Regions from separate parts of the Homo sapiens genome. Here region 2 is linked to region 1. Evidence: chromatin loops called from intact Hi-C (ENCODE). Cell type or tissue: endothelial cell of umbilical vein. All regions are shown on one strand.

The links. A loop is a pair of places that touch in the nucleus more often than their neighbours do. Peaks named below come from ENCODE experiments on the same cell type or tissue, not always from the same donor. Only the 100,000 strongest peaks of a DNase experiment are listed, where the experiment ranks them.
Region 2: a loop joins it to region 1, with 5 times the contacts of the local background. A loop is called at or near these places in 2 of 110 quality-filtered maps.

What each region holds. Positions count from the first base shown.
Region 1 is chr4:72,325,519-72,328,018 of GRCh38, reverse strand. All of the region lies in intron 5 of ADAMTS3 (ADAM metallopeptidase with thrombospondin type 1 motif 3), which reads left to right. Among named protein-coding and RNA genes, the nearest start is that of ADAMTS3, 240 kb to the left of the region's middle. In endothelial cell of umbilical vein, a CTCF peak has its summit at 1,107 (motif pointing left); a DNase peak (open chromatin) is centred at 1,138.
Region 2 is chr4:72,697,197-72,699,696 of GRCh38, reverse strand. No RefSeq gene overlaps it. Among named protein-coding and RNA genes, the nearest start is that of ADAMTS3, 130 kb to the right of the region's middle. In endothelial cell of umbilical vein, no CTCF peak of the experiment used is centred here; a DNase peak (open chromatin) is centred at 1,396.

The DNA of each region.
Region 1 (2,500 bases):
GCAACCCCAAACACTGGTTATACATTTCACCCTTTATTTCTTTTCTTATTTAATTTTTCTTCTCTAGCTCCTCTTTATTTCTTCTCAATATTTTCTGGAATACTGTTATACTGATCATCAATAAATCCTTATTTATATTCAGTTTAGAGCCTCGCTCCTCATTTTCTTAAAATTTACCTAAAGAAGATTATGAAAAGAAGCTGCAAATTTTACATTTTCTTTCTCAATATGTTTCCACACTATATTCTTAAACTCAAAGGTTGAGAATCACTATTGATGATTTTAAAACCACATCCTATGTATAACGACAGCATTGTGGCCTGCAGATCTGTGGAACTACAGCAAAATGGGTATAGCTATGACCCTGAAGTCAGACTGCTAATTTTCATCCCTTGCTCGTGTACTAATTGTACTTGGGCAAGTTACTTAACTTCTCTGGGCAATGAGAACATCTGTCCTCTATAGGATTCTGAGCTCTCTAATATATGTTGAGCTTTTGCACTTGTAAAATGGAGTTAATATCTCTAAAGTTATTTCAAGGATTAGTTGAATCAATATAGGTAAAGTGTTTAATGCAGTGTCTGGAAGCTGATAAGCTCTCTGTATTATTAGCTGTTCTTTTTTGTTGATTTTGCTTTTACTTCAGAAAAATTACTTTCCTTTTCACTAAAAGTTGTAAAATTACTTTCTTAATAAATAAGAATTATTTAGAATTATTAAGAATTTCCTAATAAGAATTTAGCCCATCTTGACAGATTCAAATTGTTAATTTAGTATGATATCCTTTTAGTTCTTTCTCTATATTATTTGAGTGTTAAAAACAGCCAGATCATGAGAATTTCCTTATGCCTATGTAATTTTGTAATCAGATGACATTTTAAAAAGTCTAAATAATGATTTTTTTCAATATTTTTCTTTGCTTTTAAGAGTCAAATGAGTAAGCATTTAAAACGTAGCATTTTTCTCAGGTTATAATATTTTACAATTCTTATTTAATTTCAAGGAGATTGTTTCATTTATGTGTAAATATAGGAAAACATTGACATACTGACTGGTATGTAAGCACATTCAGGTGTATGAAGCAGCTTGTCCTTTGCCCCTCTGAAGCATGCATACTGCCATCTGCTGGAAATAGCTTTTAAATGATTTTTCCCAGTAATTTTATTGATAATTTAAACTAGATGTTTCATTGAGATTGAGATTTAACAAATTTCAAATAGAAGAATCTTGAGGTCCCTTTCAGTAAAAACTGTGATTAAGGCAATTGTTTTTCTTGAACTTTTCAGGTAGATTATGAAAATACACTCACAATTTTTTTTTTAAACTTTGTGCATGGATGGGGGATAGGAGCTCAAGTACTTTGTATTTTGCCGAGTATAGTTGTATGATCTTGCTTGTTTTGAGCAACAACACTGTGAAACAGACAAAGCAAGTAAAAGTAGAGTTTGTCAACAAGAAAATCGAGACTCAGGTTAAATGACCAACCGAAGGTCACTCAGTTTATCCGTGGCCAAACTGGGAACAGAACCCAGGGTTTTGAATATCTAATAATATGGTGCCATATTATTTCTCCAGCTCTTATCATACTCCATGTGTTTCACAATATAAAAACACTACATCTCAGGAATTGATAGGGCCTGGCAAGATGAAAAGCAGTCAAATTATTAAGTATATTTTGGAAGTGAATAATATGGAGGAACTTTTTTAAGCCTTGAAAATCAAAATAATAAGATACAGTGCTTTGTACAGTACAGACAGCTGGTTATTTGCCACATTGAAATAATACTTTGTGCTATGCAAAAATATTATTCCCTTGTATTAGATTATTTCTACCTATAATAATTTATGTATACTTTGTGAATCTCAAAATGTGTGCTGACTCAGAACATTCTTAAACTGATTTTGGTTTCTACTGGGTCACCCTGTTTTCTAATTAGCCTGGCATAATAGTGACTTTTGTTAAGTAATACTTTTATTTTGGTGAATGGTAAATCTGAATTTTAAAAATGCTCTTTTATTCATTTTATAATATCCTATTTGCTATTGAGATTAATAATTTTGTCCATTGTACTTTCTTGACACTGTGTTAATTTTATAATTCACTAAGTACAAATGAATTTACTAATTTAGGATGATTATATGTGCATTTTATACTAACTCAAATATCACAAGCTATTTGTCATTATTCCCATCTTTCCTTCATTTTATTATTCTAAGACTTTCTGTTGTAGGAGCTTCCTATAGCATTGATGTATTACATATGTTACAGTATAGCTGTCACTGTTATATGCATTGGCTGTAAGTGCCTCCTACTCTTCCTTACTTCTCCTTCTCCAGAAATTAATTCACTTTTTCTGTTTCCGTTTCTTTAGTTTTGTTTTATTGTTATCTAGTTTTATTTACTAACATTGCTTTCAACCTTATTTTAACACAAAGTGCATTTTACATCTCAACTTCATTGAACTAAATACATGTTATAACTTGGTGTGCAAAGCCATGT
Region 2 (2,500 bases), 370 kb before region 1:
TTTAGCAGAATATATTTTGGTGTTAATAATCTTAAGTTGGTATTCCCAGATATGAAGTATATCATTTCCAACATAGCTCTAAATCTTTTTTTTATTGTTTCAGAAAAATCTTCTTCATTTATGACTTTTAGTATTTGTTGTGTTCAATTTTTTCCCCTTCAATTCCTAGTGTGTGTGTGTGTGTGTGTGTGTGTGTGTGTGTGTGTGTGTGTATGTATGTTGGATTTTATTTACCTATCTTCTATATCTGCCCATTTTGCTTGAATAGTTTTTCATGCTTATAGAATAAGGTATTTACCATTGTGTTTATTACACCCTATCTCTTAAGGTATTGTGTTTATTCATTCGTATATTCTGCCTATCTTAGCTTTTGTTTCTGAAATAATTTTTTCTCTTATTTCTAATTCTTTCCTGGGTTCTATTAGATCTCTGAAATCTTTTATCTCTTCAATTGCCTTATTTCTGCATTTTCCTGATTCAGACTTATTTAATTTATCATAATGTCTATAATTTTCTTAGTTTCTATAAGAAATTAAGAAACTGTTTCAAAATACAGTGGTGCAAGTGTACAGATGTCTGACATGTCTTCCTGCTGTGCTTTTTTTGTTTGTAGAGACAATGTTTCTCTCTCTTTCTCTCTCTGTGTGTTTTTTATATAATACTTTTATTTTGAATTATGATGTAATTTTTAATTTTAATTTAATTTTAAAATTAATTAATTTTTCAAATTACAATTTTACTTTTTCTAAACTTCAGGCAGAAGAAGAGGTCTAGGTTAGTGTCTTAGTCTGTTTTGTGCTGCTATAACAGAATACCACATATAGTAATTTATAATGAATAGAAATTTATTGGCTTATAGTTCTGGAAGCTGAGAAGTCTAAGATTGAGAAGCCAAGTGTTTTGATTTGGGCATCACACATTGGACAATAATTTTAGGAGGAGATAATGTGCTTGATAGAAAGCAAAGGAATTCCTTGACTGGCAAAGCAAGTTTCTTGGACTGTCCCAAAACCAACTTCTCAAACTCTTTAGAATTGACCTCACAGAGATACGTACTTGCCCACATGTTCTTTGGGCCACATGTTCTTTGTCCATAAAGTCTAAAAGGCCATTTAAGTTGGCCAAGAATCTCAGAAGGAATGACATAGCTTTTTAACACACACAGGAAAAATGAGGATTTATCTGTGCCTAGTCTATAAATACAAAATTCTACAGGTCCAAAACAGGTATAGGTAGCCTTGAACTAGGATCTTCAACTTAAGAAATTTGGAATATGCTCCCTAATATGTTATAAAAATATCCAAAATTATTTGGGTTTCAAGAGTTCTTGGCTAGAAGTCACATGGATTTTCTTTTGTAAATCTGACTTTGACAGATGTGTTATTCCAGAGGAAACAGAAAGATGTTTCCTGGCCTAGCTGCCTGAACAGCTTTGTTATCACCTCTGAGACTCAGGAAGTGTCTATTTTTTTCTTTCTGTAAGGCTTCAGCTAATACGTTAATAAAATAGTTAAGTATTTATATTGTATAAAAGTGCTCTTTCACTCTGCAGGATATCATTTTGAGCTCTGACAAAGAGAATGTTTCCTAATTCTCTCTCTCAAGGTAATGTTGCCGTTGGCTATTAAAAGGAATATGTTTATAAATACCATAGTGAAATGGATAATTTTGAAAGTAAAGAATAAACAAAGTAGAATGCAGTTACAATTTGGAAATAGAACAAGAGCAAATCTGGCTGTGGTTATAATTACTTGTTAGACACTTTCTCTCAAGCCATTTGCTGGTGGTATAAAAGGGAATATAGAGCTTGACGTGGAGAAGAGGAAAGAGCAATGGCACTCTGGTCCTGCTTTAGCAACTGTCATACACTCTGCTGCATTTTAGTCTGGCCAAATTCTCTGGGCCCAATGGATCTTGAACTAGCCATTCTTGCCATGTATTTTTTGGTCTTTTTCTTTTTTTCAACTTTGGCTGCTTTCATAATCCTTGAAACTGAAGTTGTGGATGGGTAGGGAAGTGTTTGCACATTCCGTCATTCATCAAATAGGTATTATATGCCTTCCATGTGCCAGACACTATGCAGGTGTGGTAGGTTTGTTGGGGAGCAGAGATGTGGGAGGTTATTTGAGGTCTCTTCTCCCTTCACAGTTTAAGCCCGGAGGGATGATGACTAAAAAGTTTAATGAGATATTGGAAATAACTCAGACCTAGCCATTTTATGATGATCTGATCATTCACTGAGAGAATAAAAAGAATAGTATTAATGTTATGTCTACAGTATATTAAAGCTTTCCTAAGGCATTATACAGGGAGGGGGGTCCCATCCCACCTTGAGCCCAAGTTGCACCTACCACTGAGATTCATGCAAACATAGGACAATTTAATGAGCGTATATAGTGGGTGGTCTGGAGGTGTCTATATAAATTGATGATCATGGGAAAAGGCTGACTGCCAAAAAAAAAAAAATGGGATAAAATTGGGGATGCAGAAGATAGCAAGG